2 separate regions of the Mus musculus genome follow, and region 1 is linked to region 2. A link is a contact called in ENCODE Hi-C data. All regions are on one chromosome and are shown on one strand. Each heading gives the region's core, a stretch centred on a gene start or an enhancer-like site at or near the end of the contact. The rest is flanking DNA. Distances are from core to core; before and after follow the strand shown.

Region 1 (4,476 bases), core at 1,938-4,437, 2.6 Mb before region 2:
AAAAATTCTGGTTTGTCTACCTCGCTGACTCTCCCTTTGCCTGGGTTTGCCAAGACTTGTAACAAATGGTATTGTTCAGAAAGGACTGTCTTCTCTTAGGCTACCTACTGTCAAATGCTTTGAGGACTTTTCTCTCATTTCATCCTAACATTGAGCTACGAATGCGTTCTGGCTTCGTTTCTAGTGTTGTGATGAATACTCTGACCAAAAGCCACTTAGGGAAGATAGCGTTTACTTGGCTTACAATCCAGGTTACCAATCCATCAAGTCAAGGCAGAAACTTAAAGTTCCTAGTCACATAGCATTCACAGTCAAGAGCAGAGAGAAACAAACCCATGTGAGCTGCTTGCTTCTTTCTGCTCAGCTAGTCTTCGTTGCTATACAGGTCAGGAAAATGCCTAGGGAATGGTGCTGCCCACAGTAGGCTGGGTCCATTCAAATCAATTAATGAGTAAGACAATCCCCCACCGATAAACCTGATCTAGATAATTCCCAGCTGATTCTAGGTCACGTCAAGTTAACAGGCATAATTAACCAGCACAGAAGGTTTGAATAAAACTTTAAAGGGGCATTGAGGTGGCTCAGAGGGTGGTGGCACTTACTGCAAAGCCTGGTATTCAATCCGAGATCCTACGTGGTAGAAAGAGAGAACTAATTCCTGTAAATTATCCTCTGACCTCCACACATGCATCATGGCACACGGATGCCCATCTTCCCACTCACAAATATCTCTCTTTTTTTTTTATTAGGTTTTTTTTGTTAGATATTTTCTTTATTAACATTTCAAATGTTATCCCCTTTCCTGGTTTCCCCTCCGAAGACCTCTTATCCCATCCCTCCTCCTCCTGCTCACCAACCCACCCACTCCTGCTTCCCTGACCTGGCATTCCCCTACACTGGGGCGTGTAACCTTCACAGGACCAAGAGCCTCTGCTCCCATTGATGTCCGACAAGGCCATATAAACATCTCTTTTAAAAAGTTGTATGAAGACCTTGTTTTAAGCTCCTGCAAGAGGTTCTAAAAATCAAAATGGAGGGAAGGTCATTGTCACCATGGAAATGATTTGTCCTTGAGAAATTAGGATTGAAGATACAACAGTTTCAACTTCTCCAACAGGTTTGCTCTAACTGTCGTGCTAATGAACTCTCCCCCCTTTAACCCTTAAAAAGACAGAGGTTACACTTACAAGGCAAGCTCCTAAGGAGATCAGACCTAGCCTTGAGTTAAGAAGCTCTTATACCTAGCAGGGGAGTCCCCACCTACCCCACTCCCACCCCACCCCCATCATTGTGGTCCTAAACAGTACCTGAATCCTCCATGATCTTTGTTGTGTCTGATATGTTGAGCTAAATCACATGATGCAAAACTTTTAACCAGACCCTCCAAAACTTAGAGAAGTCTGCTATTTCCTTTGCTCTGGGATGGCTTAAAAACCTCCTCAGAAGAGGCTCCTCTGGTTGCTCCCCACCATCCCTCTCAAGGCAGCTCAACCTTCTCTTATTTTTTTACTCTCACCATTGAGGAAGTGTCTCTCCTGGTTTTAAAGGGGAAGTTTTCTTCCCCGTAAGGGTCTGGGTTTTTTGTTTTGTTTTTAATATACCATACTATTTGATGCCTATTAAAACTCATCTGTAGTAGGAATAACCTCTTTCAGGACCGACCAACTCATACATCTACTCTATTGACTCAACTATCAGCAGTTGTTTATCTGACACTGTGTGACCTTAGTACTAACCAGTGAGCTATGGTTCCGCTGTTCTGCTTTCTTGTCTTGGCTTCCAGTGTGACTCTGGAATGACAATCTGCTTTCCTCTGCTTACTTTTTTTTTCTCTATTTATAAAACCATCCACCCCCTCACCTTCTCTTTCATGAAACGGAGTCCTACTCAGTCCCAGAGGCAAAAATAGAAATATGGGAATGGAGAGACGGCTCGGCAGTTAAAAGCATTTGTTGCTCTTCCAGAAGACCCAAGGCTTGGTTCCCAGCAACCGCATGGCGGTTCTCAACCATTTGTAACCCCAGTTCCACGGGACTTGACTCATTTTTCTGACTTCCTTAGGCACAGGTACATGTAGGCAAAAAAAAAAAAAAAAAAAAAAAAAAAAAATCATAGGCATAAAAATTAAATATTTAAAAATAAAAAGAAATAAAGATAATTCCCTCCTTGAATAGAGCCAGGGGCTCAAGAACTCTGGTCTCAACTGCTGTCTTCAAGGTTGGCCTAGGCCAGAGCTCACACAGCAGAATCCTTCTGGCCAACAGACACTCCTGTAGGTGGACAAGGAGAGGATATGGAGAAGGCTACAGGATCAGTCATTTGACCAAAGGACCATCTGGAGACATGGCTGTAAACCCAGTGTGTGGGCCAATGTCTTCTGTCAACCAGAAGCAAAAACCTCTTCAAAAAAGGAGAATTTTTTATTTTGAAGAAAAATAAGAACTTGTCCTAAGTACGTTGTCACAAATCACAGATTGGCCTAAGGCAAATATGGTTTTTTGTTTTGTTTTGTTTTGGCTTGCTTATACAAATGAGCTCGGTTGGTACATTTTGTTTTACCAGTTTAGAATTTTAGGAATACAAATGGATGAAGAGGGTTCCTGGTCATTGGCTTGAGATTAGGCTGGGCAGGAACTGACCTCTGAGGGAGGAAGAAAAGACCAGCTTAGTCAACCAGGCAACACCTTAGGGTGAGGTCTGTGGGAGATAAGTCAGATCACCAGGACACTAGGACACAGTGCTTCAAATATTCCTATGCTCTACTAAGTCGCTTACTAATAAATGATTAAACGGAGCTTTTGGGTTTGTTTGTTTGTTTTTCTCACACAAAAATTCCATGGCCTTTGGGCTCACAATCAAAGAGAATTTGGTGCTACCAGAAGTTAACTTATCCTACGTAGCCAACCGACAGAGTTCACCCCATTTTCTTATCAACTTGCAACACTGGGCCCCTGAGGAGAACTAGTTGGAAGCAAATTCAGAACCGGAAAATCCAGGCAGCCCAGAGGGGCAACAAGTCCTAGCTCAACCAGGCGCGCCCTCCACAAAGCCTGGCCAGATTCCCGCTGAGTCCTGGGTGGGGGTGGGGGGAACCAGGGAGGGTCTGGCGTGAAGCCAGGCCCCGCCCCGCTCAAGGCCCCGCCCCTCCGGGCCCCCGCCCTGCGCCCGCGCCCCAGCTGCGAGGCCGGAAACCGCGCTGCACTGAGCCGCTGCTGCTGTCGCGCAGTCCGCTCCTCCGCTGCAGAGTCGTGCCCTGAGCTCGGCCGACAAGGCTGCCTTCGCAGCCGGGATCCTGCCAGCCGCGACCCCAGCCTTCGCCGTCGCCGCCTAGGGCGCCCCAGGCCGCACCATGGTGAAGGTGACGTTCAACTCGGCGCTGGCCCAGAAGGAGGCCAAGAAGGACGAGCCCAAGAGCAGCGAGGAGGCGCTCATCGTCCCTCCGGATGCCGTGGCGGTGGATTGCAAGGTCCTGGCTGGGGTCGCGGGCGGGGTCCCGGCGGCGGGGACGGTTTCCCGGACGGTCCTCCGCTCCCGGGTACCGTGGTGTGTGTGTGTGCAGCGAGCGGGGCGGGGTCCTGGCCCTGGCGACCCCCGAGGGGACAGTTGCACAGGTGTACGAGGTCCCGCGGCTTTGCACTTGGCTTGGTAGCCCGGGAACCTGCAGCGACAGGCACCGCCACCACCGAGTTTGGCACTTTTTTTCCAGTATAAATACTGTGCCTAAAATGGCTGACATCATAACAAGCCTAAACCTCTGTTGTTTCCTACTTTCGTTTCTAGGCTGAACAGCACTTGGACTAAGTCCAGCAACTGTAAGCATCTTCATTTTTTAAAAGCCCTTTTCTTTTACAAACTCCCTTGCCTACAAATGGCCTTCGGTGTTGGCAGGTGAACACCTTGGGGTCTGGAGAGAGAAGACAACAGTATACTGGGAGTAGTTTCTGGCTGGTGATTTTATTATTGTAACAAATATTCCAGGTGAAAGTAATTGCTATTGTGGCTGTTCCCATGTAACCCAACAGTTGACTTTTATCAGCCTCTTTGTGGGTACTTCTGAATAAGTGAAACTGGAACCAAAACATAGGAATTTGCTCCCATCCCTACAAAATAGGTAACCTTTGTGTTACCACATCCCCGGTTAGCACTGAGTGATGCTGTCACTGGATTCAATTTTTAAAAGTGATGTACAGTAATATTCTTTTAAATATAAATATAATTTTTGCCTAAGTTTTCTTTTTGCCTTTTTAGGGCTTCTGACATTTGATACCTATGAATACTAACAGCGGGTGCTGCTTCGTTTTTCACTAACACTTTTTAATACCTATTGTCACTTGGGTAATTTTAGTTTTGACTTAAAATCAGTCGTTTGTGTCCATGGTACAAGTAGTAAGGAGAGTTTTTGTTTTTGTTTGTTTGTTTTTTAATGATCTAATGAAAATTACTGTAAAGAAACAGGCCACTAATACCCTATAAAAT
Region 2 (4,591 bases), core at 1,521-4,020:
GGCCTCTTGGCTTTCACTCCTTCCCCTCCCACCTCTGCTGTCTCTCTAGATGACCTTCCTCCTCGATCCACTCTCTCTTTATTGGCTCTCTGCCCCTCCCTCGTTGTTCTCCTTAGGTAACTCATCTTTGGTCTCAGCCCTTCACTCACTCACCTTGTCACGCCCAAAGCGTCGAAGAAACCTGTAGGGCCAGTCATATAGCTGTGTGCCTGGCTCAGGGCCACCCCACAGCTCCAGGGCACTCACCCCGGTCCGGAGAGTATAGGACCCTCGGAGCCGGCAGCGCTCACTGGCTTCTGTGGGTCGTATGGTCACCATATATTCCTTGCAGAGCCCTGGAGAGGAGAAGAAAGAGAGGCAGCTTCAGGAAACAGTGGGCTCCTTCTCCACCAACCCATCCTTAGTAAGCATGCCAGAAATTCTTGAGAAAACCCTGTTCGTGTTATCTGTGATCCCACCACAGATCTTAATGCCTAGGCTGCTGACCCCACCTCCTCCCCTGGAAGGCATTCTTCAGGCCCTCGGCCATACCACCCCAACCCTGTGCCCACATCCTTCCTGCCACTGCTGCCAGAGCCACAGCTTGGTTTTCTCCACACCATCCATCACTCCCCAAGACCCTGATGCTAAGCCCCAGGTGAAGCCTGCCCCTGCGACTCCCATAGCCAGTGCCCCTTCCCGTGGGTGGAGTGTAAACGGAAGAGTTTCTCTCCCACACCTCCGTGATGAGCCTAGAAAGCACAAAGAAAGCCAGAACTGGGCCTCCCTTATCAGCACCGCATTTCCCTATTCACAGGACGCCCTGCACTGCCAAACAGACACGAAGCAATTCTCTCCTCCCACAATCACTTCACGCCCCACAAAGAGAGAGTCAAACCGAGACCCTCAGCCTCAGTCAGGGCAGGCTGAGCCAAGGCAGACACTGGGGTAGGCCGGGTTCCAACGACCTTGAGCCACACCAAGAAGCCAGGAAGAGACGCTGATAAGCTGGGCCCAGGGTAACCACAAGGCAGGAAGACCACAAGCCAGCCCATGCCTCCTCCCTCCCGCACCATAGGCCCCTCAGCCCCAACTCTCACCTGTGGTGGAGCTGCTATACAACTCGTTCTCCTCCATGCAGGGACTGCCGCTCTTTTCCTCCAGTCCTGGTGACCCTTTCCTCTGTCCCTGAGGAGGCAGGTCCCGGGTCTTAGCACCAGAACCCACCCCAAGGCTCTCTGACATTCGCTTTCAGTGCACACCCAGCCAGCTGGTTCTGGGTGCACTTCAAACTGGGCTCCCTTAAGGAAGAACTCCCCTAAAAAAGAGTTTTGGTTCTTCTACCACCTGTCCACAGGAAGTATCTAAGTAACATCGCCCTCCCCTGGTGGCCGCCCTCCCCTGGGCCACTTTGTACCCCTCACCGGGAAAGCCAACAGGCAGATGGCCTGTATCCAGTCACTGCGCTCTGCCGAGGGGGCTGCCAGTAGGTACAGGCGCTCCTTGGTCTCCAGGATGAAGGCACTGGTGTCCCGGGGGCTGCTGGCCTCACTGCCTACCTCTGCTACCCGTAAGCAGTCACTGAGGCGGACAACCTTCCGAGTGGCCTCTCCTCGCCGTGTCTTCTCGGGGACATCCTGGAGCTCTAGTCTGGCTAGGGCACAGCCAGACTCTCCATATAACACGGCTGCGAACCGGCGCCACTTCTGAGCCCAGGTATGCCACGTAGAGGCCAAGTGGGAACCATCGGAGATGGAGAGATGGTCATGAAAGGGGAGAAGAGGAACTGTGGGAGAGGTAGAGGGGCTGGGGCAGCCACACAGGATGGGGAGAATGGCAAACATCACAGCCAGTCAGAGAGGCCCGAGAAGACAACAGAGACCATGGAATGACAGAGCTGACCAAGATCCGCAGGCTAGCCAAAGGCCACAGTAAATGTCCAATGGATGCAGAGTCCAGGAAGATGACAGGCCCATCAGCCAGGTAGTGGGAACAAAAGTCACTGAGCCCAGAGATGAACAGTGAGGGGAGAGTAGCCTAGACCAGGGACAAGTCTTCATTTCATAGGAAGGTTCTGGCTCCAAAATTTCCCACCTCCTCTCCTTTTTTGTCTCACTGATTAAGGAGTTGGACCATGAGAGACAAACAAAGAAACAGAGACCTAGACAGGGTGAGGTGGGTGTTGGGGTAAGCACAGCTGGGTAACAGCAGGAGGCAGAAGAGCTTCCCCTTCAAAGAGGCTAGGGAAGGAAGAGGTTGGAACACCCTGGGGCCACAGCTCAGTAGCAGTCAAAGGTGAGAGGGACCTCTGCTGTCATCCCAAACTGACTGGCCCCCAACTCTTCCTTCCGTACCCGCCCAAGGTACCCCCAAATTCAATACTGAGCAAGGGAACAAAAAGAGAGAGAGATAATGTCAGAATCTGCTTCCTCCCCCACAAGCAAGGACAAACAGCCCTCAGCAAAGAGCGATCCAGAGCCTGGTTTAGAAGGCAAGGCACGTTGAGAAGGCAGACATCTTCCCCAAGTAGTGTTCTTGTCTAAACTGGTGGAGCACATGGTCTCATAAGGGTCAGGGATATTAAGACACCCTTCTACCCGGGATAGTAACAGGGCCCTCCCCCAAGCTGCTCCGCCCAGCGAGAGCCCAGCCTTACTCTTACCTTGCCAAAGGTCTGCTGCTGCTGAAGATGCAGGAAGCCCTGCTTCACAGCTGGCTCCTCCATCCTGACCATCGCAGCTTCAGCTCCCCACTGCCATTGCCTCTGCCCTCTCTCTTCTCTCTTCTGGGCCTGTTCCCCCTTCTCTCTAGTTCATTTCCTCTCTGACTAGAGTTTTTCTACACTATTCTAGTCTGCTTGATGACGACAGGCTGATAGGCCCTGTGGTTTCTTGCTCTGTGTGCGCCTTTTTTTTTTTTTAAGTGCACTTCACGAGCAAGCTTCCTTCCTGCATTTCCAGTGAGTAACATGCAATTTCCAAAAAAAGCCAAATTTCACACTTCTGCAGAAGCTGGTGTGAAGGACTGAGCCATAAGAACAAAGAGACCCCAAAATCAAGTTGTTCAAGAAAGTCCGGGGTGAGGGCTCTACATTCAGGCAGGATGCTGAGTGTGTCAGGGCTGGAAAAGCCCTTTGGAATCAATCACCATAACCTACTCATTGAAAAGAGAAAACTGGGGCTGGAGAGGTGGCTCAGCGGTTAAGAGCACTGACTGCTCCTCCAGAGGTCCTGAGTTCAAATCCCAGCAACCACATGGTGGCTCTGTAATGGGGTCTGATGACCTCTTCTGATGTTCCTGAACGGAGCAATGTACACGTACTCATATGCATAAAATAAGTAAATAAATCTTGAAAGAAAGAAAAAAGAAAGAAAGAGAGAAAGAAAGAGAGAAAAAAAGAAAAGAAAAGAAAAGTAAAGAAAAGAAAAGAAAAAAAAAGAAAAGGAGATAGAGATGGTCTGAAGGGCCTATAAGGCTAACACCCAGAACCCAAGTCTCCCAGCTCAAGCAAAGATGAGCCATATACTGGGTAAATTACAGATAGATAAAACATGTGTGTGTGTGTGTGTGTGTGTGCACGCACACACACACAACACGCACCAGTCCCATTGTATGAAAGTATTTCCTGCCTGCCAAAAACACATACAATACACAAGTCTGTGGTGAATCTAGCAATAAGAACAACATACAATACACAAGTCTGTGGTGAATCTAGAAATAAGAACATTCTCTCTAGAAAAAGATTTCCTCCCCAAGTCTAACTCAGCTGTTGGCTTCCTTCCTCACTTGGGTTCAAGTGGGACTTACCTTAAACTGTGGGAACTTCAGAACTTCCAATTCTTCTATGCGTGCCAAGCCTGGTGTAGCACTGGTGGAGACAGAGCGACATGTAGCCCCTGGTGTGAGCCTCCACAAGTGTCAATGGCTGCTGTGAGAGGGAGACTTGTTTGTGTAGTGCATATTTTCACTCTGAGGAATGTCCTCTGTTTCAATGTTAATGACTCCATGCTAATCAGAGACAGCGTGAGTCCAGGAAGCGAAAGTGAGGCCTGGAGGCAAAGGTGAGGTGGCTATGTCTCCAGAAAAATGGTAAATGCTGAGACTTTCAGGACAGCCCTTGAGGCTATGGGAAAGAACTCTAAATACATGAGTTCAGTATATATATATATATAGTTTCTCAACTATGCAAAATATAGGGATGCGATATGAATTACAAGGAATGAATTCATGAATCTAAAGGAATAAAGGCAGCCACACTATGAGTCAGCTTATCAGGCAGATTCCTGAGCTCCAGGTCAGCCTAGGACAGAGGGAGGTTAGGCCCAGGTGTGGTCAGGGCAGTGTCTCACCTAACTCTCTTATTGTCTGTTCTTAACAAAGGTCTGTCTAGACCTCTGAATTCTTTTGCAATATTAAGAAAAAAAAATGTATGTTTGCTGTCTCCTAAGAATCAAAGGTCTGGGGTCATGGGATGTATACTTGATTATCCTACGAGATAATTGAAAGGGAAACCTGGAGTAAATGACTGGAGTAATATGTAAAATAAAAGACTGGACCTGTGCTCTTCAGGAAATAAATGAATGAGCTATCCAGAGAATTTTTTAGGAAAAAA

Evidence for each region. Hi-C counts contacts between places; a loop is a spot of excess contacts on that map.
Region 1: a loop to region 2 is called in a map of T-helper 17 cell, with 7 times the contacts of the local background. The contact joins the promoter of Itm2b here to the promoter of Dok2 in region 2. A Hi-C loop is called at or near these places in 2 of 37 maps with a recorded cell type or tissue (T-helper 17 cell and heart).

What each region holds. Positions count from the first base shown.
Region 1 is chr14:73,384,000-73,388,475 of GRCm38, reverse strand. Itm2b (integral membrane protein 2B) reads left to right here and starts at 3,187. Exons shown (of 6, transcript NM_008410.3): 1 at 3,187-3,466. The coding sequence starts at 3,350.
Region 2 is chr14:70,772,560-70,777,150 of GRCm38, reverse strand. Dok2 (docking protein 2) reads right to left here and starts at 2,770. Exons shown (of 5, transcript NM_010071.2): 1 at 2,642-2,770; 2 at 1,404-1,685; 3 at 1,080-1,167; 4 at 154-335. The coding sequence starts at 2,713.